Linked DNA regions of Mus musculus: regions 1, 2, 3, 5, 6 and 7 are each linked to region 4. Evidence: chromatin loops called from intact Hi-C (ENCODE). Cell type or tissue: left cerebral cortex. All regions are shown on one strand. Links, peaks and the distances in the headings refer to the core of each region. The heading gives the core; the rest is flanking DNA.

The links. Peaks named below come from ENCODE experiments on the same cell type or tissue, not always from the same donor. Only the 100,000 strongest peaks of a DNase experiment are listed, where the experiment ranks them.
Region 1: a loop joins it to region 4, with 4 times the contacts of the local background. A loop is called at or near these places in 5 of 42 quality-filtered maps.
Region 2: a loop joins it to region 4, with 2.9 times the contacts of the local background. A loop is called at or near these places in 2 of 42 quality-filtered maps.
Region 3: it touches region 4 in a loop (2.0-fold over the local background); 2 of 42 quality-filtered maps call a loop at or near these places.
Region 5: a loop joins it to region 4, with 2.9 times the contacts of the local background. A loop is called at or near these places in 4 of 42 quality-filtered maps.
Region 6: a loop joins it to region 4, with 2.8 times the contacts of the local background. A loop is called at or near these places in 2 of 42 quality-filtered maps.
Region 7: a loop joins it to region 4, with 3 times the contacts of the local background. A loop is called at or near these places in 6 of 42 quality-filtered maps.

The regions. Positions count from the first base shown.
Region 1 is chr17:90,806,741-90,811,292 of GRCm38, forward strand. All of the region lies in intron 5 of Nrxn1 (neurexin I), which reads right to left. Among named protein-coding and RNA genes, the nearest start is that of 4930480K15Rik, 52 kb to the right of the region's middle. In left cerebral cortex, for the core only: a CTCF peak has its summit at 2,615 (motif pointing right); a DNase peak (open chromatin) is centred at 2,638; H3K27ac peaks cover 339 bases.
Region 2 is chr17:91,412,363-91,416,914 of GRCm38, forward strand. No RefSeq gene overlaps it. Among named protein-coding and RNA genes, the nearest start is that of Nrxn1, 320 kb to the left of the region's middle. In left cerebral cortex, for the core only: no CTCF peak of the experiment used is centred there; no DNase peak of the experiment used is centred there.
Region 3 is chr17:91,423,279-91,427,830 of GRCm38, forward strand. No RefSeq gene overlaps it. Among named protein-coding and RNA genes, the nearest start is that of Nrxn1, 330 kb to the left of the region's middle. In left cerebral cortex, for the core only: no CTCF peak of the experiment used is centred there; a DNase peak (open chromatin) is centred at 2,048.
Region 4 is chr17:91,088,504-91,093,055 of GRCm38, forward strand. It overlaps Nrxn1 (neurexin I), which reads right to left and starts at 4,299. Exons shown (of 23, transcript NM_020252.3): 1 at 4,096-4,299; 2 at 1-1,102. The coding sequence starts at 223. In left cerebral cortex, for the core only: a CTCF peak has its summit at 2,348; DNase peaks (open chromatin) are centred at 743, 2,339, 3,383, 3,720 and 1 more place; H3K4me3 peaks cover 3,001 bases; H3K27ac peaks cover 2,313 bases.
Region 5 is chr17:90,997,766-91,002,317 of GRCm38, forward strand. All of the region lies in intron 2 of Nrxn1 (neurexin I), which reads right to left. Among named protein-coding and RNA genes, the nearest start is that of 9330159H11Rik, 45 kb to the right of the region's middle. In left cerebral cortex, for the core only: no CTCF peak of the experiment used is centred there; DNase peaks (open chromatin) are centred at 1,972 and 2,193; H3K27ac peaks cover 3,412 bases.
Region 6 is chr17:91,901,215-91,905,766 of GRCm38, forward strand. No RefSeq gene overlaps it. Among named protein-coding and RNA genes, the nearest start is that of Gm24244, 91 kb to the left of the region's middle. In left cerebral cortex, for the core only: a CTCF peak has its summit at 2,085 (motif pointing left); a DNase peak (open chromatin) is centred at 2,062.
Region 7 is chr17:90,627,298-90,631,849 of GRCm38, forward strand. Nrxn1 (neurexin I) reads right to left here. Exons shown (of 23, transcript NM_020252.3): 10 at 2,588-2,971. Among named protein-coding and RNA genes, the nearest start is that of Gm32337, 170 kb to the left of the region's middle. In left cerebral cortex, for the core only: CTCF peaks have their summits at 1,301 and 2,786 (motif pointing left); DNase peaks (open chromatin) are centred at 910, 1,319 and 2,784; H3K27ac peaks cover 2,945 bases.

The DNA.
Region 1 (4,552 bases), core at 336-4,335, 280 kb before region 4:
AAAGCTAGATTTCCATCCTGTTCTTACTGCTAATCTATCTTGGAAAGAGTTCAGAAATTGACTGCTGTATTCTGAATTTTATTCAGTGGTGGCAATGAATTGAACATCAACTTTCTCGGAATTACGATGTGGAGAGAGTGCAGGTGGATGAAAATGGATGTATCTACAAGCTTCTGAGATCATCTACATATGATTTTAAGCCTGTTTTGCCCGTTAATAGAGGCTAAACAGAATGGAGTTCACAGACCCACTGATTGCACGTTTGGAATTTTCACCCACTCTTGGGCTTTACTTCCAGTTATACCCATTTTTTTTCACATCTCTTGCAAATATTTCTAATACCAGAGAAGAGCTGACACAGTTTAAAAAGTACTATTTGTAAAGTATGAGTTGTGCTTTGTGTATGTGTATGTTTGTGTGTGCACCGTTTTTGTATGCATGTATGTTTGTATATGGGTGTGTTTGTATGCATGTGGAATCCAGAGGTCTATGTCAGGTGTTGTTCTCACTCTCCTCCCTGTATTTTCTGAGAGGGCCTCTTATATAAACTGTAGTTAACCAACTTGGTCAATCTGGCCAGAAAGCCATGTGTCTCTGCCCTACTAGTGTTATGACTGCAGGACTCCACTGCCACACCCAGCTTTTTACATGGATGCCAGAGGTCCAGATGGAGATCCTCAGGCATAAGCACTTTACAGATGGATCCATCTTCCCAGCTCTAAGACCTGTCTTTATAGTCAGAAGAGTCACATGGTAATGTGTATTAGAGAAAGTAGTAATTAGTACTGTCAAGAGTTAGCTTCTCTTACATTAATAAAAATACAGAATAATAGCATCAAGAATATATATTTGTAAAAATAGATATTTTCGTTCAAGTGTTTTTTTTTTCTTTTCTTTTCTTTTTTCTTTTTTTTGGCATAGTCAGCAAGAAGATTGGGCCATGAGCATTGTCACTCAGAGCTGCTCATTTATAACTTGTACTGTAAGTGTGTTCTCATGGCTACCTGAGGAGGCACTTTTGCTTCTAGTTTTAAAAGCAATAATAATCGTAGTAAAACAATATCTTAAAAGCAGCAGTTGTTCTTTGTTGAAGATATTAAAGTCTGATTATTGCATATAACTTCACAATCGTTCCTGTTGGTCTTCATGGAAGTGTTTTCCTCCATTCCATAAGGGACAAAATAAAGGTCTTGAGGCATAAATGATATTTGTAAAACAAAATTTAAACTTGGAGATATTAAGCTTTTAAATTAACTGTCAGTATTGGATTTTTGTTATGAGTATTTGTAGTTTTAGAATGTGACTATAATTCTATGAGTGTAAAGTTGTTCTTTCCTAGGTACACAAGAACATGTGTAAAACAAAACACTGAGGGAGTGGTCTGTAATATGGGGGTAAGGTCTTTGCTACCAATCTTACAACAATAAAACAATAATAGATCATGAAATCACAGAGAAGGAAAGACCCTCATCACTGCCCTAGCCACAGTGTGGGGCAGAGTATTCTGCCCTCTCAATAGAAAACCCCTGTAGGTGGAGATCCCCCATCTGTGTGTGCTTTGGGAAATAGCTTCAGAATTGAACAGGCACAGAGATATTGAAGCTTCATCACCCACAACCTTAGGCAAGGTTACAACCTTAGGCAAGATAATGTTTCACTCCCTCTGTGACTCCTCCAGAAAACAGAGTTGATAGGGTCCTGACAGGAAATAGCTGTGGTTAAGATTAAAGGGAGGCGATGCCAGTAAGGGCTAGCATAGTAGGTGGTCCACATTAGGTGCTCAGTAAATTATGGATATTTTTATACTCACAGCCAACTGGCCAAGATTCAAAGCAATTGCCTTAACTTTTTCTCCATAGGTGCCACTCCTAATAAGCGGCTTTTATCCCTTTCCCATTCTTTCTTCTCATGTCTCGGTTGACTGCAGTACTAAAATCTGACCTTCCTCATTAGGTCTGACTTGTCGCATCACTGCTTCTTAAGTTCAACGGAGAGTTAATAGTTGGTCAAGGGAAATGCATTGATTAAGATTATCTAAGGGTTCCAGGTTACCTCGGCAATATAGCATGTGCTTAGCATGCATGTAGTATGGAGGTAAAAGAAGAGGGAGAGGAAGAGGCAGATGGGAAGAAAAGGAGGAAACAAGGGAGGGAAGGAGCAGAGCAAAGACAGACAGACAGACACAGACAGAGACATCGTGGATATGTGAGACTATCGAGGAAACACAATCTCTTACTCTCTTATTACCAATGTTCCACACTTCATCCAGCCAACTCCCTGCTCAGATAAAGGAAACTACTAAAGTGACCTGAAGCCAAGGCAGTCTCATTGAAACTTATTTACTGAAAGGTGGTTTTGTGGTATCTAAATTAGTGGTGTCTGCATCAACGTTGCTGTATAAAATTTAATACGCAGGTCCCTTGATTATTGTACAATACAATCTGCCTCAGGGACTCACTGAGTGTTACATTCTCATGGTGTGAGGAACTTGAGACCAAGCTTCCTATAATATCAATGAACAATGAGGTCTTAGTTTTAAGCAACCAGTTTAGAAAAGCACTTTTAAATTAAACAGTGCTCCCAGTAGCTGGGCTTGGAAGTTTTTGTGGTATCCTTCTCTCCACTAGAGGGCAGGGCCGAGTTATCTCCATCAGAGTTTACCAGTCAGCTCTCAATGAGGAGACATTTCAAGGGCAGAATCCTACTTTGCTCCACTCAGAATGTCTGGAAATGAGACAGAGTATGCCAAGAGCTGATCGATATCTTATTGTGGAAGATAGATGAAGAAATGTGAGGGAAGCAAAATTTAAAAAAAATTTTTTTTTTTTTTTAAAGCAACAGAAATGGTACCGGAGTGAAGGTGTGGGGGTGGGGGTGGGGGTGGAATGGCTCAGTTTGTAAACTGCTTGCTATACAAGCCTAGTCTCTGAGTTCCATTCCTGGGATGTATAGGAAGGAAAGAGTGACTGTACTAAGTGTCTTCTGACCTCCAGGTGGATGTAATGGTCCCCTCCACTATTATATGCATATACATATTGTCTGCGACACATACACACAATAACATACACATAGAAAATTAAAAAAAAAAAACATGTAACTTCCAAAAAATCCACTTATCTGCCACAGACACGCCCTGTGTTGTGGACTCTTCAGCTTTCTTGCTGAGGAGCAAAGCAGGCATGCTCCAGGAAGCGGGCTCACCTGTAAAATGAACCTAACCAAATGCTACTGCCATGTAACCCCTGCCACAGGACGAATCATGGGTAGTGAGGCAAGACAGAGCCTGCCATTTGATCCTGCACTTTCATTACACATTCACATGTGATTATTCATTAAGTAGCATGGGATTAGAAAAATAACACCTAGGCCGTGGGCCTCTAACTTCTATTTTGCATTTTAAAAAATTATTTTTATTCTTTGAGAACTTCATAAAGGTAATTTGTGGGGGTTTTTTGGTAGTTTTTTTCTTTTGTTTTATTTTCTAATTTCATATCTATTTGTTTGTATGTTTGTTTTTTGACACACAGTCTCATTAAGCAGTGAGACTGGCACTAAATTAACAATATTTCTTCCTCTTCTTGCTCTCTCTCTCTCTCTCTCTCTCTCTCTCTCTGTGTGTGTGTGTGTGTGTGTGTGTGTGTGTGTGTGCGTGCCATGTGTGTGCACGCACACCTCTGAGTCTGTATAGTGAATACACATCTGTGGAGACCAGAGGTTGATATATCTGGTGTCCATCTCATCACTCTCCAACTCAAATACTGAGATAAGGTTGCTAACTAGAACATATAGCTCACTGACTGACCAAGCCATTCTAGCTGTGTGGACGGATTCTCCCTTCCGAGCACTGGGATTAGCGAGGCCAGCGCACCCGTGTGGTATTTACGAGGGTTCTAGGCATTAGAAGTCTGGTCGTCACCAAGATCTCTCTTCAGCTCCTAGCCTTGTGTTTTTGCAAAAACTTTCCTGGTATAACAGTTAGGATGAAAATGAGAGTATTAGGTGAATGAGAGGCCAACAGGCAGCAGCATGGTTTCACATCTGATGTAAGGTTCTAAACAGATCCTCAGGTCTACAAATTCCTTTGTAGATGCTAATTATAGTATAGTTTAAGTGTTGAATGAATCCCAAAGGCTAAGAAATTGACCCTAGTGTGGTGCTACTGGGAGGTGATGGGTGTCTTACCAGGAGGCAACTCACGGGAGGTCTGTGGATCACTGTGGGGCTTTCTTGAAGCAGAAAATATGGTCTCAGGACCATATGACTCCTGCTTCCTGGTCATAAGATAACAAGATGACAAGGGTTTTGGTTTGTTTGTTGGTTTGTTTTTAATAAAAGTTCCTGACTTGATTTACTGCCTTACTGGGCCAAAAGCAGTGGGTTAATTGGTCACAAGCCAGAGCTTCTAAAACTCTGAGCCAAAATAAACTTGCTCTCTTTGTGCATTAGCTATTTACAGGTGTTTTGATATGGTGGCAGAAAGGCAACTAACTTGGACAAGATTTAAAACAATGACTTCATGAAATTCACAGGCCAGAGGATGGAACTAGAAAAT
Region 2 (4,552 bases), core at 350-4,349, 320 kb after region 4:
TACTCAGTAGGGGGAAGATAATCTCTGAGAAATAGAGGAAGAGAAAGATATGGGAGGGAGAGAGGAGGGGGAGGGGAAAGAGGCAGTCAGTTCAGATATGGGAGGAGATAGGGAAGAAATACAGAGGGTCAGGAATTTGAAAGGTAATATAGCAGTAGGGGAGTGGTAACTGGGGGTAGCCACTAGAAAGTTCCAGATGCTAGGGACCTAAGAGGTTCCCAGGACCCAACAGGGAAGACATTAGCTGAAATACTCAACAAAGAACCTGGAAAGACCATATCCAGTGGATAGTCATGGCAACTAGTTGATGGATAGGGCCACCCAGTCACCTCAAAAATATTAATTCAGAATTCCTCCTGTCAAAAGGAAATGCAGGGACAAAGAATGGAGCAGAAACTGAAGGAAAGGCCATCCAGAGACTGCCCCACCTAGGGATCTATCCCATCTGCTGACACCAAACCCAGACACTATTGCTGATACCAAGAAGTGCTTACTGACACAAGCCCGGTATAGCTGTCCCCTATGGGGCAGAGGCAGGCGGATTTCTGAGTTCGAGGTCAGCCTGGTCTACAAAGTGAGTTCCAAGACAGCCAGGGCTATACAGAGAAACCCTGTCTCAAAAAAACAAAACAAAACAAAAACAAACAAACAAACAAACAAAAAAGAGACTCTACTAGAGCCGGACCAACACAGATGTACACAGCCAAATATTGGACTGAGCACAGGATCCCAATGGACACGTTGGGGCAAGGATTGTAAGAGCTGAAGGGGTGTGCAACCTCATAGGAAGAACAATATCAATGAACCAGACCTCCAAAGCTCCTATGGACTAAACCAGCAACCAAAGAGTACTCTGGGGGTACCCATGGCTCCAGCTGGATATGTAGCAGAGAATTTCCTTACATGGCATCACTGGGAGCCGTGCCCCTTGATCCTGTGGAGGCTTGATGATGCAGGATAGGAGAACACTAGGGCACTGAGGCAGGAGTGGGTGAATAGGTGGGGATAGTAGGTTTGGAGAGAGGAAACTGGGAAGAGGGATAACATTTGAAATGTAAATAAAGAACATAACCAATAAAAAATGAAAAAAAGACAGTCATCATGAATTTTTCACACAAATGGATGGAACTAGAAAATATTCTGAGTGAGTTAACTCAGACCTAAAAGGACATGTATGGTAGGTAGTCACTTATAAATAGATATTAGCCATAAAATACAGGATAAACAAGCTATAATCAACAGACCTAAAGAAGGCAAATATTAAAGAGGGCACAAGAGAGGATATTTGGGTCTTTCTTATAAGGGGAAACAAAAGAGATATTGGAAATCAATGGAAGAAGGGAACTGGGTGGAAGAGTAAATGTGGAGGGAAACAGACAGGGCTGGGGATCATATGTAGAGAAAGCAGGGGAGAGAGAAGGGGTATTAGCTGGGAAAGGGCAACCTCTAAAATATGCCAGAGACCTAGGGTGGGAAGAGGCCAGAGGGTCTAAAGGGGAACTCTAGCTGAGATTCCTAGCAGTGGAGAATATGGATTCTGAAATGGTCACTTCTTGTAGGCAGACAGGATTCTCAGTGGAAGGATAAGGACAGAAACCCACCTACAAATATTTTGATACAAAACATTTCCTTTCTACAAGATGTACATGGACAAACACAGAGCAAAGACTGAGAGAATGGCTAATTGATTACTTTCCCAACTTGCAACCTATCCCATGGGCAAAACCCAGCCCCTGATACTATTAATAATACCCTATTGTGTTTTCAGAGAGGAAATTAACATAACTGTCCTCTGAGAGGTGCTCTCCAGCAGCCAATGGAAATTGATGCAGAGACTCAAATTAGATGGAGGTCGGGGAGTCTTATGGAAGAGTTGGAAGAAAGATTGAGGATATTGAAGACAACGTGGACTCCACAGAAGACCAACAGAATCAATTAGCCCTCACCAGGGTGCTCCCAGTTACTGAATCACAAACCAAAGAGTAAGCATGGGCTAGACCTAGGCCGGGTGCACATATGTCATAGATGAACAGCTTGGTCTTCATGTGTGTCCCCAAAGAATTGGAGCAGAGGTTGTCCATGAGCCTGCTTGCTGCCTGCCTGCTTGTGGATTTCAGACCCCTAAATGAACAGCCTTGTCTGACCTCAGTGAGATTTGCTTGGGTCGGGGGTAGAAGATTGACATGAAGGGGGGGGGGGCTTCCCCTTATTAAAAGAGAAGGGGAAAGGGAAATAGAGAAAGAACTTAAGTGACAGACTACTTACTGAGAGGAGAGGAAGGGCGACAGACTACTTACTGAGAGGAGAGGAAGGGCTGATGTTGGTTTGTAAAGGAAATAAATTAATTATTAAAAAGATTAGGTATTACAGTGCCAAATAATTAATGGATCTCTGAATTTATTAAAATTATTTTTTTCAAAGGAATAAATTATTGTGGATAGCCCTGGTTTTGTTTGTATTTTGATGCTAATTCTGCTTCCCTAAGAGGGGTTGCCTGTGATGAGGAGTGAATCATGTAGTTCATGTGACCCTTCTAATGAATAAAGATCTCAAGAAAACCAATCACTTGGTGAGTAGGTGGGACTTCGGGGTCAGACAGAGATACTGCAAAAGCAGAAGAAGGAGAGTGGGCTTTTGGACCGGAAGGGCGATGGAGCAAAATTATAGGTAGTGGAAACTCAGGTTCGGGTAGCATGTTCGAAGGAATCCACCACCAGAGGATTTAACTTAGAATGGCTGACTATTAGGATGTTAGTTCCTGTGCCCAGTAACTGTGTTGCCATTTGATTCTAAATTAAAATTGTTTGGTGTTTTCCTTCGTGTAGCAACTTGACCGAGTTCCAGATGGCCAGGTACCTCAGCCAGTCACTGGAATTTGGAAGTGTGGGGCTGGCATGGCAGTGACCTGCCATGGGCACTTAGCAATCTGGGTAGAGAGATTTAGGCACTCTGAGTCAGAGAGTATTCTATGAGATGAGAACAAGACTAGCCAGTGCCTTGCCAGAGATAGTGTTGGTTGCATTTTTAAAAAATATTTCCCTCTACAATAAGTAATTTTATTTAAAATTTATGCTTAACTTTGAACATCAAAGCAAGTGATTAAATATTTTCCTGCCATTGAAAATGGATTTTTTTCCCATATAATATATCCTAATTACAGTTTCTTCTCCCTATACTTCTCCCTTCTCCCTCCCTACCTCCCCCCTCCCATTCAGATCCATTCAGATTCTTTTCTAGCTCTCATTAGAAAACAAACAGGCGTCTATGGGAATAAATAATATTGTTAATATAATATATATCATTATAATATGACAGTACAAAAATGAACGTATCAGAACTGGACAAATCAAACAGAAGGGCAATAACTCATTGTAAATTTTATACATATATGTGTGTACATGTGAGTGTGTCCATGCTGGTGTGCATGCACATATGTGTATACATGTGTGAAAAACAATGTTAATGTCCAGTGTTTTCCTCAATTTCTCTCTAACTTACTTTCTGAGGCCAAGTCTTTAACTGAAATTAAAGTTCCCTGATTTGGCCAGGCTGGCTACACATCACCTTTAGGGATTACCTTGTCTTCACCACCCCATCACTTGGCTACAACACACATCACCCATCCCACTCAACTTCTTACTTAGGTACTGGGTTTCTACATCTGAAATTGCCTCCACGTGCTTGCATGGCAAGTACTTCATCTATTGAGTTACATTTCCAGCTTCTCAAATTATAAACATCTGATACTATATTTTTCTCACTTAAAGACATCTCCACGTTGGTGAGAGGCTTGTTACAAGGAATAAACTAGGTCTGAATACTACTATGTCCTGCAGATCCTCTTGGGCCCTTGTCTGCCTGGAACGGGTCTCTGGTGCAGGTGGGCAAGGAGTCGGCGGGAACTGACAGATAGACTCGACACAAGGGAGTGTGTGGATCTGAATGTAATTTGTCAAATCGAGCATCAAACTTTTTATACAGAAGAAAATAGGGAAGTTGGGTGACACACCGGCAAGGTACAAAGAGGTTACTGGATTCTTACACAAAAGAAAGGAATACAAACATGGAAGAACTGGCAGGAATCAACTGGGGTAAAACTCGATGTTAACAACTGGGATCAAAAGCAGCTCCACCTAAGGTCCACTTAATCTTAGAAGCCAGGGACAAGGGCTTCGTGCCCTTGCCATAGTTCCTACTCTAGTCTATTGTATAGTCCATCTTTCCCCTAGGCCATTGTAAATACTTGTGTATGTGTTTAACTCAGATAAGTTCTAAGTATCTACTCTGGTTCCTCTTTAGGTCACAAACTTCCTTCTTCCTAGATAATGGTAAATTTCTGTGTAGGGCAGTGACTTAGCTATCCATTCCCAAGGTCGGATCAAGGACTGCCTAGAATCTAACTTAGCTATATGTCAAAATATCAATCCTTAGAGCACTTGCAATAAAGCAATATTAAGGGAAAGCACACAGATCCGTTTACCAACTAAAGCAAGGACATTGGAGTATTCTTTATACAGGATGCCATGGTTCCAGGAGACTAAGTTACCGTGAA
Region 3 (4,552 bases), core at 298-4,297, 330 kb after region 4:
TAAATTCCTACACGCCATATTGATGTTTCTCCAGTCTTCTCAAGCAGAAAACCATGTTTCATTCCAAATTTCTATAAAAGCTTTTTTGTAGAGGTCTATTTTCCCAAGAACAACCAAAAATAAATCCTTGTCTTTTATAGTATATAGGTAATGATTTTATAATAAGCAAACCGATGCAGAGCTAAGCGCTCCTTTTCATAATATTCAGTCCTTCTTTTGCTCAGATCTTTTCACAGTTTCCAGTGTTTCAAAGTGTCCCTCCCAAGACTGTCAATAAACCAAGTTATCTTTTGTCCTCAGATCAAATGTTTGTTTTGCATATATATGTGTTTAACAGCATATCTTCAGACTTTGTTTTTGCATGCATATAGTACATGTGCTTGTGCAAAATCATGAGTATGCAAATGCAGATATATACGGGGATGGTCAAAGGACCATAACAAGTGTTGGTCCTTCCTTTCCTCTGTGTTTGAAATGAGTCTTCACTGCTGCCTATGCCAGGCTAGCTGGTCTGTGAGCTCCCAGGAGTGTTCCTGAATGTCTTTCATCTTCTTGTAGGAGTCCTGCAACTTCAGAAGGTCATGATGCACGTCTGACTTTTCATGGATTCTGGGTATTTAAACTCAGGTTGTCAGATTTGTGCAACAAACTACCTTACCCATGATGTCTTTTTCTATTCTACTATATATTTTGTACACATATGTAATATATATACATACATATATATTAATCATATATGTAATATCAATGTAAATTTTGTGTATATATATGTATAATATATATATATATGTAAAATTAAGTAACAGACTTATTTACCTTACCAATATTTTTAGTAAGTGCAGTACACTAAACAGCATTTCTTAAACATCTACTGTTTATCAGTTGTGGTGTTGTTGGGTGTCCCCCATGGGATATAAAGTCTCCTTGGCTCACAAGGAAGTCAAGTTAAAAGGAATTTGAAATAGTCAGTCGTATTTTGTCCACACTCAAGAGCAGAAAGCAGGGAAAATGATGCAAATGCTTGAACTGAGCTCACTTCAATACAGTTCAGAATTCTTTGCCATAGGGAGCAGCTCTTCCTATTTCTATTGACATAATCAAGGTAAAGCCCAGGACATGTCCCTTTGTCAGCCAGACCTACACACTTGCCTCATTGAGTCTTTCCCCTGTTGACGCTAGATTGTGATAACTTCACAGTTAAATCTAACCAAACAGCTATCAATAGTCTCAGTCTTTTGCTGGTTCAGTGCAGACAACCTTGACTGCTGTGAATGCATGTTTACAATGCCTCTGCCATTCTTAGAGGACATAATCTCACAACCTGTCTCCCTGCCTTCTGACTCTTAATTTTCTTCTGACTCTTACATTCCTTCGGTCCTCATCTTTTTACTGTTTGATAATTCGATACACACATATCATGTGTTGTGATCAGATCCACCCCAATTCCCTATCCCCCAGTTCCTTCCTATTGGGGTGTAAGTATTAGGGGAGGTAGGATGGATGTTAACTCATGAAGACCCATGCTTAGTGAGGAGATATTGGGAGGATAAGGACTGCTAGAAGGTCTAGGGTCAATTTTCTTTGGAGATGTTTTTTGAAAGGCTTCTTGGACTGCAGTAGGTTTTCTTACACCTGTGCACATAGTGAGTGGGCTTAAAAAGAAAGCATGTAAAGCTAGGAAGGAAATTTTTAGGGGGAACCATCTTTAGTTGGTAACATCCATAAGTCATTTATAGTAATCATCTCTAAGGAAGACAGTTTACCTTCCTATATGAGGTAAAAAACCAAAACCACAACATAGCCTCAAAGCCAAACAAACAAATAACCACCATCACCACCACCAACAAAATCCCCAGACTTTGAAAACAGGAAAAACTAGAGCTCCTATTAACATAATATGGATTTAATGGTAAACCTCACAATTCTTCTGCCTACGCTCCAACCCCTGTCTTCTATTTTAAAGCTTCCCTTTACCCAGAGAGTATCACCAGCTCTGAAGATTGCCACCTTCTCAATGCTTTCTCATATGGTATGAAATGTCTTCCATGTGCATGCATTTGGCAAGCAGAAAACTGCCTCTGTGAGTGCCAACTACAATTCCACAGGATATTTGTAGAGTTGATAAATGGCAAAATATAACTTTTAGCACATCTAAAAGGAAATCCAATATCATAGTCTACTGACATTCTAGCAAAAATAGAGAAGTATATTTTTAGAATATAAATGTGCCTTTGCAATATGGTGTTAACAAAACTTTTTGAATTAGATTGAAAAATGACCCACTGAAATTTAAAAATTTCCCAAGGAAGTCATTCTACAAAGAAAAAGGTTAAACTCAGTAGATATTTGTTGTCCAGCAATCATAAATCACCAGTGGAAATTCAAGTACTGGATTGCTTAAAAGGGATACCTTTAAACTTGGAACTATTTTTCATAGCTACAAGAATTATATTGTATCTTTTACTAAGCATGGAAGTGGTCTAATTTTAGTCAATACTCTGTCCATAAGCTGGCTTTCTCTTCTGTAATATTCAGTTATCTGCTTGAGGATGACAACAAGGAACAACTGTAAACTGGAACTATGTTAGGACCAGATGTGACAAAAGCAGTGGGCCTTTTTGTGTCACAGAATGCTGAGAAGTGGTAAGGGGTGACTGGGTGACCATCAGTGTAGGCCACCAGTTTAATCCTCAATCTGAATAATGCAACAGAGTCTAAAAAAACATCCAAATGTCCTATAAAACCTACCGATGCACTCCATACAGAAGGGAGAAAAATTAATTATTAAATTTGTCTATGATCCTAAAGATCTCCCACCTAAACAATAAATATTTCAAGTTGCATGTTGACCTTTCTTACAGTGTCCACAGGGGCTTTCATTCTTTCTTTTTTCTTTTTTCTTTTCTTTTCTCCCCTCTCTCTTTTTCTCTTTTTTTTTTCTTTTTTTCTTTTTTAACAAAATGCTACAGAGAATGGGAGTGTGGTCAATTAAGTACAAAGGGTGTTTGCATCAACCTTTTCATGTGTGGAATTTAATGACATTTTAAGGCTAAAGTAAAAGTCAAACATTGATTTTTTTCTTTCCAGCGTCTATTCCTAATGCAGCTAATGAATAGACATTCCAATAAAAAATCTTTTAATCTTTTAAACCTTCCAGTATCAAATGCCTTATTTTTTATTTTATTTTTATTGGCATTTTCTCTCCTTTACTGACACAGTTTAAAAATGGAAAGAAATAGTGAATCAAGGCAGCCTGGGAACTTTAAGTCTAAAAAATAAATCCAACAATATGTCCCAAAATAAAATTTTGAACCTAATCATAGTTACACCTTCCTATGTAGCTTCGGAAAGCTTGAGTTCAGAATACAGACACTCAGCACTGAGCATTTTCTAGGTGAGCTAAAAAGGCTTAGCTCTGTCTTTTAAATTCATGGGAAAATAAAGATGAAAGATTCTGTTACCTATCTTGATATGTCCTTTAAAACAGAGGGATTGATATAATAAACAAAAATTGCAAAAAAATTACACAGAAATTGTAATATTTGAAAATTGGGGCTCTGACACTACTGCAAGAAAACATGATAAAGAGTAACTTGGGGAACTGTTATAGCTTCATATTCCAAGTAACTTGTAGAAAAAATGACCTCCAAAGTCATTTGAAATTCTATATCCAATGATCCTGCTCTGGGACACTACATTAGAAGTCCTGACCTGTCCTGATGTGGAACTGGACACAAAATTCTTACATGTAATACCTGTACCCTTTTTATTTTTAATAAATTATGTTTATTTTGCTTTTGTCTTAATACAAAATACATTGCTAGAAAAGTTTCACACTGAGCACAGAGAATCATGTGACCCTAATTTGTTCAATTCCATGATATTTGAGTAAGAGAGATTGTGGCCTTTCACAGAAGAATTACACAGAATAAATGCAAGCTCTCTTTTCTGCTACCACCTGACATGATGGCTAAAACCAGAATTGTTTTCTAAATGTAAAGTCAAACTCACTTTGCCATGAACTGTAAGTAAAATATTTCATTATTTTGTATCTTCAGTTTTTGTTGATTTGTTTTGTTTTATTTTGTTTTTCTCATTGGGAATAGGCAACCTCCACTACCAGTGCTAAGATTACATATGTCTGGCTTTTATTTAAATGTCAGAAAGACAAAAACAGTAGTGAATATTTAGGCATGCAACCACTCAGATCATTAACAGTAAAGTGCAGCATCCTCAAGGATCTACTATTAGAAAAAGAAATTAAGACATTTGGCTTAATATGCTCAGCCATAAACAGCAGACAGATACTGGTTAATGAAGAGGGCTAGCGGTGGGAATCAGAGTCCATTTAACCAACAGTATAAATAAAAGCACTGGCAAGAGACTTTTTGCACCAATGCACTGTGGAGTTCCATGATGCTGATTGAGTATGAAGGGATATCACAAACAGTTGGCCAATTATGTCAACCATAAACGTGAGCATCCAGAACAACCAGCAATATTTTGACCAAAACCACATGTAAAGTTGTGTGTGCTCATATATCACATATAA
Region 4 (4,552 bases), core at 147-4,146:
AGCCCTCGTCGTCGAAGTAGAGCACGAGGCCGCGGGCACTGCGCGTCTTCAGCTGGAAGCTCATCTCGCTCTCGCAGCACGCGTTCCACTTGGGGAAGCGCGTCCACTGGCCCTCGGCGCCCGGGAACTCCAGCCCGCTGCCCAGCTCTGCCCAGCAGCCCAGCAGCAGCAGCGACAGGCAGAGGAGACAGCAGCCCCCGCGCTGGACCAGCGCCGTCCCCATGCTCGGGGCTGGGGTGCGGCGGGGGGGAGCCGGGGGCGACAGGGTCGAAGCGGTCCTGGACACCTTCACAGAGAAATGGGGGTCCGCAGAGGAGTGGGAGGGAGGGGGGAGGCGGCAGTGGGAGGGGCGCACCCTCCTTCAGCTCTTTTTTCCTTCTTCTTCTCTTCCAGCAGCCCCTTCCTCTCTCCCAGTAGTCTCCTTCCAACTGGAAAGCGGAGACCCCAGTCCTATGGGATAGCTGCAGAACTTCCAGGCCAAAGGGGGGATACACTTTGGAGGCAACGTTCTGAAAAAGAGGGCCACCGAGGCTCAAGAGCGATCACTGATCCATTTGCATCCGATGATGTTTAAGTGAGGGCATCTGTGGCACCAACAGGTACTTCAACTATCCCAGGACCAAAACCTTCAAAGTACCACCGGCGCGGTGCCAGCAGTAGGAGAGCAGAATCGGAAGAAACACACTTTTCTCGGAGAGGAACACGAAGTCAACACTGAGCCAGGATCTTTGGCTGCTTGGCAGGCCTCGAGGCCCCTCCAGATGTTGGCTCCAAGCACAGAAGGAGAAAGGACAGAGTGAGACACCAGAATAGCTTCAGAGGCCTACTTCTGTCATATCATGGGCTTCCAGCACCACTAAAGCCAAGGCCAAATTTCCTGTGCATGCCCTCCCAGGCTGATTCGCTTTATGTTTAGGAGCCCTGTAGGTAGGTCTCAAACCCTGCTGTGAAGTAGCCAGAAGCTGTTAGATGGTGAAATCAATCCCTCAAACTCTTCTTTTTTCTGTCTCTGCAAGGCCACCCTAAGACTCCAGCATGTCAGTTGGTTGTATGTTGGTGATGCATTTTGATTTTATTTTGACGTTTATAAGAACTCAGAAATCTGTAGAAAATTGAAATAAGAATTAGGGCCTGTAGTTATTTATAGTATTATACAAATCATTACTCAGCTAGGAAAGCAGGTAAATAAACAGTGGTTTTATCAAACCAAGGAATTAATTTAGGTGGATAGTGGTGCTTGCGTGCGTGCATGCGTGCGTGCAAGCATGTGTGTGTGTGTGTGTGTGTGTGTGTGTGTGTGTGTGTACAGTAAAGCTTCATGTTTCCAAGTATTGTCACACTTTTAGAATAAGCAATTACAACCTTAAGTTTACCATATCTGTTCATTAGTGACCAGATTTTTAAAAACATTTTGATTATGGTATTCTTCCCAATTGCCCAAGAAATACTTAATTTCTAAAATGTATGAGGAGAGAAATGGAAAACCTTTGTAAAGGTTTTCTACTTGCACTGTATGTTAGTTACATGTACAGATAATCCAACTTATTTAAACCTCCTTTAATAACAAATTTTACAACAGGTAAAATACATCAAACTTTCAGCAGGAAAATACTATTGTATATCTGTATAGCAATTCCTACATTTTTACTTGTCTCCCAGACAACAAGAATATAGTGGCTTCTTTAAATTTTCAAGAAAATATATTCCTCATTTTTAATCAAATATACAATGTTGTTATATAAAAAAACCATCTAAATGACAATTTTTGCAGTATTTATTTATGTCCTTACTACCATAATATGAGTCCATTCAGAAATGAGTATCGAATCTTCTGCCTAACAGTATGGTGATCAGATTCCTCCTCAAGTCCTTATCTGGGTGTCAGCCATTAGAATTTGTGTGGTCACAACAGTTGGCATGTATGTCACCTCAGCTGTTATGGCTGCAGGATGCTAGAATTTAAAGCCATACCTTTGAATCACTCACTCTGCCATTAAATCACTTCCTTTTATTCAACTCTAATCTAAGGTACAGAAATATAAATCTTCAAGGAGGGGCTTGAATTTTTAAAACTAAATAACTCAATTAAAATAAAAAATATATATTATTCAACCATTCCAAGCAAACACGTCACCCTACCATGTCTCAGTATCTCCTACACCACACACACACACACACACACACACACACACACACACACACACTCCAAATTTATTGCTTGGACACAGCTCACTAGCCAATTAACACTTTTTTTCCACTACAAGCTGAAACTAGCAGTAATTTATGGCACTGCATTGTGGCAGCTCCTCTCTGGTGGGAACTGAAATCATTTCTCTTCAGTTCAGAGCAACCCCTACAGGTGTCAGCTGAGAGCCATCAAGCTAGAGGATCCTACTTCAAGTTCCTCCCCAGATGAAATTGATGACTGGTTCTTCTTTAAACACTTGCCCACCACAAAAATAACACACACAACACAGACACAACACATACATACACACACACCTCACAGACACAGCACATATACCTCACAGCCCTATACACTGCTCCTTATCAAATGGTATTAAAAAAAATCTCAGTTGACTATTTATTATGACTGATACATTCTCACCATCAGCCATTACAAGTTATATCTTGCCCACTCCTGTGCCAAACCCACAAAAGGTGCTTTTAAAAAATGATCAATAATCACGTATTATTCAGTATACTTTCGTGTTTAAGGAGGATGAGAAATATGATAAATGTTCAGTATTTAACAAAATAAGTCTGGTCTATCAGAAGAATAGTGCTTTGAGGCCATTCTCAGCTTGTGAATCTGAAAATGTGTGTCTCGGTCTCTGTCTCTGTGTGTCTTCTATCTCTCCCTCTTTCTCTCCCCCTCTCTACATGTGTGTGTGACTGTGTGTGTGTGTGTGTGTGTGTGTGTGTGTGTGTGTGTGTGTGTGTGTGTATGTGTAGAGAGGGGGAAGGGATAAAGACAGGCTACCTAGATGACTATTGGAGATTATTATTGTATTAATTTTACATATATCACATTACCTTTTTGCCTACTCTCTTGTGCCCTCCTCCTCTAATGCACATCTTTACCATTTTGTAAAGGATAGAGGTAAGGTGGAGAAAACTAATAAGAATATATATATATATATATATATATATATATATATATATATATTCTTATCACAAGGGAGGTCAACTGGTTCTCCCAGTTCCTAGAGGAAGCTCATTGTGTGAGAGACAGTATCTATATCTATATGGAGAAAATGGATTCTCCCTAGGTGCCCAGAAAGACCTGGTAAGTTCGCAAATTAGAAGATGAAATAAAGGGATCTGAAAAACAACCATACTGCAGCCAAAACAAGAAGCGCTCTAATTCAAAAGCTGCCTGGCAGCCTCATTAATCTTTTCTACTGTTTCTAGAACAAAATTCATTCCCAAGTCACTGGACAGATCAATACTGTATGCTGATTAGCTGCAGTTGCCTTTATTTTACCATGTCTTCAGTCACACACACACACACACACACACACACACACACACCTTACTAAGAAACCTTTCAATATATATCTCCATAAAGACTCTGAAATCTATGTTTTTTTTTAATATACAAGTTTTATCTTTTTGGCTGTGGCTTTTGCAAAGTATCTCAATACCAATGCACACCCAAAATTCTCCCTGGCTTTCCCGCCCAGTCTCTAAGCACCATCTCTAACACCAGTGCAGTTTCTTGAAGCCTGAAGTCTACTGCACAAATTAAGGGTGGGCACAGTCAGGTCTGCTCATGAAGGAAGAGAAAGGAAGAGATGTAGATATATTTTATTGTTTTGTTTTCTAACTGCCTTTCCCTTTTCTTTCTTTGGATGATAAATCACTGCATTCAGCCTTTAAGTTACTACCTAGTTCCACCATCTCATCTTGCCATTTGAAAGGCTACATGCAAAACAACCAAAATCTCCACTCCTCCACCCTCCCACCACCCATCCTTCCCTCTGTAATTGTGGCAGATCCTGGCCCAGTTACAACAGGGAAAGATATCCTTCTCCAGCTTGCCTCGCCCCATCTCCCCTCCCCCTCCCCCGCGCCCAAATTGAGCTCCTTTACCTGCCTGGTTATTCCCCTTAGCTCGAGCCAGAACCTGAAGCATGCATCGGTAAAAGCGAATTTCCTGAGGTCTAAGGATAAGGCGACTGCTGCTGCCTTTTTCCGAGGCGTCAGGCTTGAGCGTCTATCTCCAAGAGTGAGGAAGGGAAGAACATGGAACAGAGAGGAGCAGCAGGGGGAGCAGGAGGAGGAGAGGGAAAAAGGGAAGGAAGAGGCGGTGGTGAAGCCCGAGAAGGCTGGGTTACGTGACGCCGGGTGCTGTCCTTCTGAAAGAGAAGGGCGGAGCTGAGCTCTCCGCAGTACCATGGAGAGCGGCCGGCCCGTGCTCTGGCTGGGGAAAGGGTGGCCTCAGCTGGCAGCTGCAGCCCCTTCCAAGTTCAGATGCTGAGAACAAGGTGTCTCTACCTTGGCATCTTCCCCTTGCAGGGGGAATCTTAGGGCGGAGACTTGCCACAAG
Region 5 (4,552 bases), core at 258-4,257, 91 kb before region 4:
AGCCTGTTCTTTCATGGAACAGTGTATGCTGAATTAGAAGAAATTTTGTTTTTTCTTTTCAACTTCAGCAAGTGTGTGTATGCTGTTATGCAAACAAATGCTATCTGGGTTTTGACCAGCAACAGGAAGGAACTGAGTTTTGGCATTCTGCAGTGTACAGGGGTGGCAGTTGACTTTCAGTTTAATGGGAAGTAAAAAGTGATCAAGCTGGCTTTACCTGTAAGCCTTGTCAAGTGAGGACAAATCTCTCACGTGTAAAAACCCTGGATTCTTAGTTTTGCAGATCTAATTGTACTAGTGCATGGGCAGGTCTTGCAGTAACCAACTCTACTGTTATTACTCTGTAATTTATGAAAACCTTGCTTTTGTACTCCCTAGCTGTATAAAAGTTAGAAATTGAAACCTTTAAAAAATTTCCATTTCATTTCTTTAAAGCAAGCTTCTCTCAAGCAAATGGGTATCAAATATTTCATGCTAGAAATGATATCTATGTGCTGTCAGAAAGGGAACCAGCAGAATACTGTCTGGTGTCTCTTTAAGTTACGACTGCAGTGTAGCTATTGACATTTTGGTTCTTTTGCTCCTAGCTTGTAAGAATGCATGGACAGAAAAAGAGCCTTGACAATAGCACAAAGAAGCTGCTTCCCTGTGGTATCAAGACCTGAGCTGCCTTCAGTGTGGTTTTGAGATCGAAGTTGGGCCCACAAGGAACAAATAGAAGATGAACATCTGGCATCTCAGTCTTTATTTGGTGTCTGTCTCCTTTCCTTTGTGCCAGGTCACATTCCTACTTGAGTCTGCCTATTTAATACAGGTCATCCTTCTTCAAGGCTGAAATTGCACAGATAAGCCACTGTTTTAAACTAGTCACCTGGGATTCCAAGAGGAGCCAGATATCTAGGGATATCTAGGACAGACACCTCATCCCTCTCCCTATCCTGAGCCCACACCCCTTCTCTTCCTTCCAACAGATCCATGCATGGAAATTCTCCATGAAGGTGGCACTACTAAAATAGTTACAGTGTAGGAACTAGAGTCTCTCCCCACAGGTGATGGTAATGGCTGTCAGTTTATGGAAACATCTTGAAGGACAGGCTGAGACAATCATGGACCTTAATAGGACCATGCCATTGATAAAGATCACTTAACTGTGCATATCACTTGCATTCTAGTGAACTTAAAATTCAAGGTGGCTTTGCTAAAGTGGACCTGAGAACACAAGAAGCTCTCATAGCTTTCTCTTTCCTTTGTTTTCTCCATTACTGGCCTATAATTAGCATGCTGATGAAGGTGCTGAAACCGAAGCTATTTAGACTGCTTTAGCCCCTTTTTGGCCTAAAAAATCTGTTACAGTTTCTGCCTTTAATACTAAGTCTATACATCTAGAAAAAGAAAAATAAATAAGAAAATGAATGTATTTGTTTCAGTATGCCCCCCCGCCAACCTCCTCAAAAAATAAAATACTGAATCTTGCAGAGCAAACAGAGTTTGGAATAAAATGTCACAAATAACACTTTCTGGCATATTCTATCAATTTGTTGAATACTGTGAACATCCTCATCTAGATGTGCAGCAGTGGTCAGTTTGTGTGCCGCTGCAGACCTGAATGTTTGGCCAACAAAGCTACCAGGAACCACCCAGGCATATGCTCTTCTGCACTTAGGTTTCCTCCTTTTCTTTCATTTGCCTGTGATTGGCTCCCTTCATTGTCCTTAACTCTCTTTCTCTTCCATGCAAACTGGCACTAGTAAGGTAACTTGTCACACAGATGTGATACTGGGGCTGGTGATAACAAGCAACAGGAACAAAACGACACTTCTACTCCCTGGGCCATGCAATGAATCTGGAACATCCATCCTCTCATTTTCTAGCTCCTCACACTGCTTCTTCAGACTTTACCCTTATTGCAGGGACCGAATTCCAGGATGAAAGGGTCTGGTTCCCATGGTGGCACAGGATGGAGCTTGCTTTTATTTCCTTTAGTGTTGGCAGTGAAAGCCTTTAGAAAACCTCAATAGTCTGAGGATGCTTCAAGGACTAAGAAATGGAGGGAATCATGGAGACTATGGATTTATGTAGCGCTCAGCCAGAGGAAGAGAAACACTGGCCAGAGCAAGAGGAGCTTCAAACAGAAAATGAGGCTTAAACATCCAGTACGGATACTCACAAGAGGAAGGAAACAGCTCTGGGCAAGAATTGGGCAAATTACAAAGCATTTTTTTAAAAAACAGATGGCCTCGGCTCCTGTTCCAAAATCACACAAATAAGCACTTAGCCAAGGTTTTCTCAACAGCCTGTTCTGAGTCCTGATCCTGGGCCATGAGTGCAGCCAACTCCTTCACTGCTCAGGAGAGAAAGGAAAGCTACAGATCAAGTACAGCTGGAGAGAGATGAGCCCAGCTTTGCTAACACTTTTTAGAAATTAAAGAGACCTGGGTATGCAATTCAAAATGTTCTATCTCAGAGTTGAGGCTCATACAGACTAGTGAGAGGGTGAGGACAAGGGCAGCAGAAAGCACAGGGGAGCGCTTAGTCTGTTGTGGTACTGATGCTGTTGAAACAGTTGTGGGAACTTCTCAATGATTGCTCAAACTACTATAAAACATATTCAGCAATTCCTACATTATAAGCTCATTGCTTTACATTAGAGGCCATTGCAAGTGTTTTCTGGTTTGTTTTCTTTAGTTTTGAATAAAAAGTGACTTCCACCTTGGTATTTGCACATTCATGTCAGGAGTTGAACTTAGAAATGAGACATTGCATGAAATGGTTATGACACTGTCTGCTATGCATCTGGCCAAGCCATTCAACCACACTGAGATTAATTATTGAGTAATAAGTGTCTTACATATGAGATTGACAGGTAACACTGAGTAGTGTTTCTCAAGAGTTTCCCTGCCTGAGCTGTGCCACCATGATCAAAATGGTCCAAAGAAAGCTATACCAGATGAGCAAGGTCTACCCTTCTGAGAGTCTGAAATAAGAATATTTAACAAGCCTAAAGAAAAGCTCTGGGACCAGAGTGGGAGATAATTTTGAATGTGTCTGCTCATGGTTCTAGGTACACCTGGGATGCCAGCACTCAGTGTAGCTTTCTCTACAATCAGATCAATAGCAGTCTTCTGGCCTGTGTGTCTGTAATACAGAATGCCGTACAGTCTACCTTGATTTTCGCAGTGTTGACATATTTCTATGTCACCAAATTCCAGGAAGGAGGCTGACCCTTTTCTAAAGAAAACATTGACCATCTCTGAGATGGTCAGGGTTTTGTTGTTGTTCATAAATCACTACCACAGAAATCTTATAATACTTGTGACTATTTGTCTAGATTTGGGTTCTTAGAACAGTCTAAACACTTATGTTGAATTTTTCTAAGAAAAAGAAAAAAATTTTTGGAATGAAATTCAGAGAAGTTTGCATAAAACATGACTAAACCATATTATAGAAAGAAATCTAAATTTAGTGCTTAACAAATTAAATTTGCATATATTGCATAAAATAAAGCTGTTTATATAATATCACTGACTTACCAATTAGGTATTTTATATGTACAGAAAACTAGAATTTATTTTGAAGTAAGAACTGTTTCAAGTTGTTATTTTAAATTCATTAACAGTTATGCATATTTATTAAATATTTAAAAAAGAAAATACACTGAATAATAAAAGGGCTTTCTAAACTCCTTAGAAGTTTTCATTGTTCATGTTGCTTTGTGTGCAAAATTCAAGGTATTTGCAAGAACTGGTATTTATGGTTAATGTAAAAATTTTGTAGAAAACCCTAAAACACATCTAAATTTATTTTCTTCTTGTTAAGGTAATTAGATCAGATTTAAAACTTCCCAGAAGCTCTCAGTTCAGACTAAAATATTGCTAATAAAACAACAAATAGCTAATGATATTTTAGTGTAGATTATTGAACCAGGAAGAAAACAGGTGTGAAGAGCTCCTCCTTGCTCTACAAGTGAAAATCATTTAGACGATGACAGCAAGGTGTTTAAACATATCCAGTCACCCTTTTCAGGTAAACATCAATGCAATACCAACAGACTCAAAGAGACAGAGGTAATATTTGTAAATTGGCAGTTTTCCAGAAACTGTTGCTCCTATATCCTAAACATAATAATTGAAATCAAGGTAAACTAAAACTTTATTCTTTATATCAACCATTCCAATGAAAGTGGAAAACAATGAGAAACACTGTACATTTTTTAAAACTCTGAGTAAATTAATGTTAAGAAATTCTTAAGGGATGTGGTCCCTATAGTCTGCGAAAAGGAGGATAAAACTAAGGAACTAACAGCAGAATACTCGTCACCATTTTTCATGTGCTACTACTAACAGCTTTAACCATCATGTAGTGAGGTCTCTAAACCTGAGTGACTTACCCAAGTCATGCAGAGAGCTCAAGGAACAGGGAGACTCTATGGAAACCGAACTGTACTTGTCAAGTTGAAAGTAGCAGGAACATTGCGGTTAAAACTCTCTTAATTAATTGAAAAAAATTGTTGATTTTCTAAAGTTGAAGAAAATATTGAAAAATAATTTACCAT
Region 6 (4,552 bases), core at 396-4,395, 810 kb after region 4:
TAAATTAGACTACATCAAAATAAGTTTGAAAATTCACACAATTAATGTTTGAGAAATCCAAAGGGATATCAACAAACATTATTAAATATCTACACATCTTTCATCTACTGACTATATACACACTCTTTTAAATAATATGACTCAACAAGAAAATCGCAAAAAATATACGGTCAAGTAATTCTTATATGAAAAAAAAATTGCATTTTAACAGACAAAAAAATCTAGTAAGCCAACCTATAAATTAGAGAAATGTAAATCTTTAAATGAGATATAAATTTTGGTGAGTCATGTTTGCCCGAGTGAGTAAACCTTCAATACTGTAAATGTCATAACAAATATTTTAGAAAGTTACTTTACCAGTGCTTATTGCACTTTAAAATAACCTAATTTATAAATAAATAATTATATAAAGCATGATCTAAAGTTATATTATTAAAAAAACTAGACACATCGTATTGTATATATATGAGAAACAATTGTCAAATAAAATAAAAGTGAATCAAGTTACATCAATTTGGAAAGCAATTTAATAAACTCTATTAAATTTAGGAAAATGCATCCTTTATGGCAAATAAATCCATCTTGTAGTCCACTAGTCTCACTGTTTTAAATCTCAAACATTAGAAACCATTTAAGTACACCATGCCATAATCACATGCAAAATTAACATGTACTTAACAGTTTGTACTTACATTATTTTATTTTATTTTGTTTGTTTGTTTTTGTTTCTTTTTTATATTTTTATTAGGTATTTTCCTCATTTACATTTCCCAAAGGTCCCCCATACCCTCCCCCCCACTTCCCTACCCACCTATTCCCATTTTTTTGGCCCTGGCTTTCCCCTGTACTGGGGCATATAAAATTTGCAAGCCCAATGGTCCTCTCTTTCCAGTGATGGCCGACTAGGCCATCTTTTGATACATATGCAGCAAGAGTCAAGAGCTCCGGGGTACTGGTTAGTTCATAATGTTGTTCCACCTATAGGTTTGCAGATCCCTTTAGCTCCTTGGGTACTTTCTCTAGCTCCTCCATTGGGGGCCCTGTGATCCATCCAATAGCTGACTGTGAGCATCCACTTCTGTGTTTGCTAGGCCCCAGCACAGTCTCACAAGAGACAGCTATAGATTTATTGTTGAAAACTGAGAAAGAGAAAAGGTAAAAAGTTGAGGCTGGCCATGGCCACGTGGAGTGAATCTTGTGCTTACATTCTTGGGAATCCAATGATGCCACACACAGGAAGCTATTAATGGATATTATTTCTTCCAACAAAAGTAAATTTAAAGAAGAAAAATTCTGGGTACATTTATATAACTTTATTCTCTGAATCCTTCCTTAATCAAATATTAACATTTTACTATTAAATAACTCAATCAAAAATGTCAATAATAATATATCAGAAAATACTGAAAAGTTACAAGGTAGAAAATCACCACCATTTATATACATAATACCATGCAATTCAATCAAATCATTTAAAACTACATTTTAATGTTATATCACTTTCTCATTAATGAGTTATATAGTTTTATGCAAATTGTATGCTTTTCATGTATACATTTTTGTGGTTATTAATACACACACATACTAAATTATACACATAACATGCTAAGTATATTTAGTGTTATTTGTATGTGTATATGTTTGACCATTTCAGATGATATCCTATCAGGGAGTCAAAAATTTTCCCTATCTAAGTAGCCATTAGTTGTCTTTTTCTCTTATTCTAAAAGTAGGATATCATGGGAATGCCTCCATCTGCATTGGCATGTTAACAGGTAGTTGTGTTGGTTTTCATAGCATTCAAAATATATAATCCTTACATAGAATAATTTCATTATGTTTTATGCCAGTAGTTATCTGTTCATCAAGATAAGGTTTGCTCCAATTTTCTGTCATTATCTACATATTTTAATAACTTCTTTTTAAATTTAAATTTAATATTGTTTTAAAAAATCAAGTATACTATTCATTCCTCTTCCAAGTACCCCATCGTCACCACTCTATCACAACTTCACATCTTTTTGTCTTATTTTCCCTACTGCATCCACTCAGAGCTGCCCGTATGTGAATGAATGTAGGGCCACCTACTGGAAAATGGGTGGCCATATCCTTAAAAAAGGAAAAAAAAGAATTCCCCATAAGCATGCATTATCAATATCTCCTCAGCGAGTGGTGACACTTTTTGACCACCTTCTCAGTTTGTACTGGAAATATTTTATTATCTTCATCACCCAGAGGTCTCATACAGATTGTTACAACTACTGTGAGTTCATATGTATCCTGTTGTCTTAAAAAGGCATTGGAATTGTCTATTGCCTTTGGCTCTTACAATCGTTCCTATTCCTTGTCCACAATAATCCTTGAGCCTTAAGTGGGAGAGTACCATGTAGATAACACATTTAGACTGAACACTGTGCTGACACTTATTCTCTGTATGTGACCAGATTTTGGCTTCTCTTTCACTACTGTCTACGGCTGAAAGAACCTTCTCTGATATGTATTGAGAGATTTACTTAGCTATAGGTAAAACAATTAGTAGTTAGACGTCTGTTCAATATTATCTTTATTTAGCAGAATAGTAAATAGTAGGAGGTTCTCCTATGGCTTATGACCTGTTCTCATACAGGCCCTTGAACTTACAAAGGTGCCATGCATGCCTTCTATTTTGTGGCGCTAACCATATTAGTTGCAGTAATGTTAGAAAAGTGTATACCCATTTTTAAGTCAGAGTTTAATTATAGACATATTAAGTTCAAGTTGTATAGCAAGACTCAGGTTGACCAAGTTACAATCAACCTTAATCAGAAAGTAAATTACTTTTTTTTTTTTTTACCCAAAATAGTATTGATTGTCATGGATCAAGATAGGGTGTATCTAAAGCATACTTCAAACATGTTAGCAGCATTTAATAGGCACTCAATCACATGATGAAAGCCTGGGTCCCTCACATCAGGAAGACATAGCTTTTGTCCCTCAACACCTCTTCTGACTTTCAAGTTGTTTAAAATGAAAGTTTTTCACTCAGAACAAAAGTGGGAAAACTTTAAAGCAACAGAAAATATCAGAATACAACCTGAAGTATTTTTGAATTTCACAAATTGCTCAGAAAACTGATGTTTCCATAAAAGTTTGCTGCTGTTGCTGCTGTTGAAATCTGAACCCCAAACACAGAACGCAGTTTTATCTACACTGTTCCCACACTGTTCTTGCCATTTGGGTAAGGGTATTTAAATTGCAATTCACTTCAGTGCCGTTCATCAAGATTTCATGGTCTTTGAATATATTTTGCATAAAGTTGCATCCATCATTCAAATACAAATTTAAGAAAGGAGTATTTTCCTCATACAAATGTGCATTGTTCATCTGTTTCGCCTTTAAAGGACTCAGCCCACTGGGATCACAAAGCAGTTCTGTTGGATATGTGGAGAAGTTTCTGAAAGTGTTAGTGTTGTTTCCTGAAGCAATAATAAACATTTAAGTTTTGAAAATAGTTGAAGTTTTAGGTTAAAAATAAAGTCATAATAATGTGTTGCTGGTGATAGTGTGTATAATGATACATAATGATAATCATGAGGGCAGTAATAATGACAGATCATGATGTGATGGAGAGTCAAAACTGGAAGGTGATGGTGTTGATGGAACAGGGAGATATTTTACAGCATTGTAAGAAACACAGGTGCTGCTCACTCCAGTCTCCTTCCTGGGCTTGTGTAGATGAATCAAAGAGAGTGACGGGTGCTGCCTCTTTCCTGCTGCTCCTGAAAAAAAATACTTTCCTCTCTTTCAGAATAAAAACGGTCTTAAGCTACATCAATATAACCCTTCTGTCAAACTTGGGCGACTTAAAATTCTAGAGAAGCCACTGCTACTGTGGCTCAAGGTCATTATCATCTGTTGCCCTTCAGGTGCACTCTTGTACTTCTTGGAAAATCTTCGAATGCTCTTTAGAGCCTGGTGATTTGCTCCCTGGTAAATGTATTTTTCCCACTTTACATATATTATCCTTTTTGTCTATTTTCTGATGCATTTTTAAATCCAACAGTATTTTTGTTATAAAACCAACAAATGTAATTCTCTTGTTCACTCCATTTTGAATAACTCTATTGAGACAGTTTGTTTCCCTTCATATTCCTTTTAATGATTGTTACTTCTTTTACTTTTTTTTCTTCCCTTTTTTTATTGTTTGGTTGCTTGTTTGTTTGTGGTTAACCTCAGTGAAAATGGAGGCAGGCCCTATGTTTTCATTTTACCTTCATTTAACGTATGTACAGATGAAATTTTCCAGCCATGCAATGTTCACATAAAGACGTCAATGACCCAGCCTCTTGTCTCATTGTTGCAAAAGGCCAAATAGATATGGCCGTGGTACAGATCACTAATGTACCTAAAATAGCAAGGTTAAGCTAATGACTGGGAAAGGGATACTATTCATAGAAATATATTGCAGTCCTCAAAACAAGAGTGTGCATTCATTGTGTAGAAAATTACATATATTTACACACACAAAACAAAACAAAAAAAACCTATGTAGCGACACAAATAAATTATTTAA
Region 7 (4,552 bases), core at 298-4,297, 460 kb before region 4:
TGTAAGACAACATTCTGACATTTGAAGGTTATGCTATTAGGCAGCATCTTTTAACATTTGCAAAAAAGTATTTTATCATTTGGAACATCAAAAGAGAGTCCTTCCGTAGGATAATTCCAAGACATTTCTTCCCAGCAGGGAAGGAAAAAGTTTCAACTTTGTCGTCTCTATATCCTTCTCCCTTGTCATTAGATTTGATAAATTTGCTTTCTGCAGTATTCCTGGTTTCAGCCTAAAGTGTACACCTGTGCTGAGTTTTGCTGAAAGGCAGTCACATATTGTGATCAACGATGAAAATCAGACAGGGAGCCAAATTATATTGCTCTGAAATCTGTCCCTCCATCTGTTAGAATGTTAACAAACAAGTATGAAGTGGACCTCTGGTGGCACCAGTGCTCTTATTTCACATTATCTCTGAGAATAATTTTTATGTGATCTAACCTTCAAAACTCATTACATTAAAAAACACATAAAGAAAATGCAATAGTTAATATCTATGCAAGACACCATTTCTGCAATAGCCTTTCTTAGATCATCAATATGTATAGAAAAATACTATCTTCCTCTGTAAGTCACAGAGATTTTTGTGATGTATTTTTCTTTGCTTTCATAATGTGGAATTAAGCATAACTGCAGTATCATTCTATGATGTGGCATATATAGACTGAACCACATTCTAACAATTTATTTTTAACGTTAAAACAGAAACTTTATATGTGTGATTTTATTTCACGAATTGACAGTGAACTTTCATGATTAACAACCTAGTTTGGTGTGATTGTATCTGGAGAGGATACAGAGTTGAACATTTCCTCTGGAATTTGAAACTCAAAGGTCCAGGGACGATCTTGTTTTTGCTGAACTAGGGCACAGCGGAGACCTGGACAGAAGGCACATTATTCTGTGGTGTTGAGCCTGGCAACCATCTTATAACACTCTTGCTCTCAGGATATGCAGAGTCATGTGGATAAAACATCAGTCTAGAAGAGAAATATCTTCTTGCAATATGCTGTTTTAGTTCAGAACAAAAATAATATGATACCACTATTTTATTCTCAAGTAATGACTAACTTAGAGACAAAGAGATCTGCAGGAATGTCTAGCTAACCATAAATCAAAACTGTATGTTAAATCCTAGTGATGATGCTTGCTATTACACTTTTATTTGAGATCTGTATATGATTTCCATCTCTACATCTAATTACTGCAGGATATAAATATTCCCTTTCTTCTCTTCTGACTCAGAAAGCTCTAACATTTTTATTTTCATTTTGCCAGAAGTAGTAGCAGGATATTGCCACAGGGTGGTACACCATGCATATTTAACTGGCTGCTTTTGCAATTCATTTGGCAGTAGAGTTACACACTTTCTCTAGCTGCACTTAACCAAGAGGCACCGGATAACTGGCATGTTTTTGAGTGATTAAAATTGAAACCAAATTTTAATTCACAGACGTCTGCTAATCTCACATTGTGCCTAACTGTATTTTACTGTGTGAGCTATGTCATTTGTTCCTCTCTCTTGGCAGTTTTCCAAAACAAAATAAACAAACTAATTAGTAAAGAGAAGGCAAAGAGGAATTTATAAAGAGTATACTCATACAAGCTAAAGGATGACAAATCAGCTAGGCTCAAATGTTAATTCCCAGTTATTTCAGTAGTCCTATAAGGGGAATGACTACGTTTACATGTTGTGAAGCAATCTATTGACCTCTCTAGTTTAATTTCTGACATAATAATGATGGTATTTTGGTACATGGATTAATGTATAATTATGCTATTTTGTTAGTATTAGTGTTGGCAATCATGCTGACAAGCTAATGTATTTAAGATTAACAACAACAACAACAACAAAAAACAACCAAAATCACTGAATCACTGTTTATAAATGCCTACCTTGTCCTTTTAAACTTTTAGGTTAAATTAGAACTATTTTTAAGGTTGAAGAAAACCAAGTAACTGTGCATGGCTTTAGGAGAAGTGCATGGTAATGGTTAGGTTGAGTCCCTCAAGGACAGATGCTATTTGTACCATGAGAGGTTGATGGAGCAACTCATCGATATTTTTTTCCATATTGATTTTTAGTTTTATTATAGAAAATAAGTGACAATGAGTGTAGTCACTAAACCATTGATTTAAAGTCATGGGTTGATTGATGGCTATGCTTGCTAGCCTTTGTTTTTCTGTGAGCAGGGGTCTTTACAGACTGGCTGTTTACATAATCCTCATTCTGTTTTCAACACTCATCCCTCTCCTGGCAAAAAGAGAGGACGAGAAAATCAGGTACCTTTATATTTTTCTGAGGGGTTTGACTATACATAGTCTGCAGAGAAAAAAATTAGATATGTAGGTACAACCGTGAGCAGTTGAAAACCAGACAGAAGAAGCATCCACTGTGAGTCAGACATCTCATCACACTTTCAGAGCAGTGGACACACTTAACCAAGCCATTTGAAAATTATTAAAGGTGCTTCACTTATGGCCGGTCTTGGGATGTGGACTACAGGTTACTTCGCGAGAAGCTGCTATGTTTCTGTTAGTAAATGTTTCTTGCAGGGGACTAGTTGCTAGAATTTGGAAAGCCTACCTCTCTCACAGGACCTGCCGAGATAGCCTGTTCCGGAGCAATCGCAGACGTATCTGTTCCAGCCATCTCTGCACATGCCATTGTTTTTGCAAGGATTGCTAAGGCACGGTTTTGCTGTCTCTTTTGAGCAGGATGGCTTCACTCCAGCAGTGCTCTGAATTTCCGCCATCTGCCGGATGTCTTTGCTCTGGCCATCAATAAATAGGTCCCGGATGCAGCCCACGTAGCCGTAGTTGAGCAGAGCAGTCCACACCTCGGTAGGGAAGACTAGGCCAGCCTTATTTTCTGGCAAGCCACCCAGGTACAACTCATCATCTAGGTCCAGGATCTCACTCTCACCGGGAGCTGTGTAGGGAGTGCGTAGTGTGTTGACAGAAATGGTACCTGTTACAAAGACAAGAGAATATGAAGTTGTTTAGGCATGCAATGAGCTCTGGTTCTCTCCTTTCCCTCTCTTCAGTAGAGTGTCTTAAGACACATTTCTATTTTTATACTTTTTTATTATTTTAAATTAAAATATAATTACATAATTTCCCCTTTGTTTTCCCTCCCTCAAAACCCAACCATATACTTCTCCTTGCCCTGTTTCAAAATCATGGCTTTTTAAAATATTTAATTATTTCTACATACAGATATGTATAGTCATTTCTTTTTTTATTTCAATGTTTAATACTTCCAAGTAAAATGAAGTCATCTATGGGATTATATATCTTTAGAAATAAACAAATTACAATTAATGTGGTCCTATTTGATTCCATAAAAACCACAGTATATACACAACTAATAGTAGTGTCATCTTTAAACAATAAAAAAGTGGACATTTTCTACAATGAAATATATATATATATAAAATATGTGTGCGTGAGTATTTGTATGAATTTGTGAGCCAAGGAAAGATTCTTTGACTGATTGATTACTCTGCTTGATTGAAATATTTCCAAAGTCCAAATGAAACTTTTTATAGTGCATAACTATACGAATTCATTTCTATGCTTTGGGCTTCCTTATAGCTATGCATATATAATAGAAGTCTCTCCTGTGTGTTTAAGAAAACACATCAGACTCTGGATTTTATCAAACAACAACAGGAATGTTCAGCCTTACACTTGGTGAAAGATTCAAGAAAAATCACTTGCTTCCTTTTAAACCAAACCACTTATCAAAATCAATAGTTTCCTTTTCCTCACAAGCTGAAAAAAAAGTCTTTTGATTTATAATTATCCATGATTCCAAGGCTCAAGTGTTAAATGAACAGATATTCATTCATATGGAAATAATTGAGAATTATAGAAAAATATGGAATCATTAAAAATGACTGAAAGCACATTTCTTTAAAAATTTAAACATGTCAGACCATAAAAATTCCTACTAGTAACTTATCATTCAGAAAATATATTTTTCTCTATGATGCAAATTATATTCACAAAACACCGCAAGAAGAACTCATTACTCCTACATTTGTAGTTTCGGTTTAAATCATAATGCGAGGAGGGGTGGGGGGAGACAGAGAGACAGAGGCAGAGACAGAGAGAGACAAAGACAGGAGGGTAAGAAAATAGTTAATAGCGGTGCATTTCTTTGGAGCCCTCAAAGCTCAGGGAGGAAATGCAAGTACAGCCATGTAGTACATTTGCTTGCAAAGAAACCCAAAGACCAGGGCCTTTCCCTAGTGAAAACATACATTTACCTAAGAATAGGAGGCTGTAGGTCCCCACTCTCCGCCCAGGAATATGTTAAATCCTGGCAGCAGAAACCATCTTGAACTAAGCTTCATAAAGGGATTGTCTTTCTGAGGGAGAAGGGCATGGAAGCCACTAAAAGAAACTGCCCAGTTATCCAAGTCATTATGGGGACATTTGTCTCTTTAGACTTTCACAGAAAGCAATGGAAAAACTCCCAGGGGAGAAACATAGACATTGCTATTTTGGTCTTGCCAGGAAAGGTGAATGGTGGGGAATTTTGATA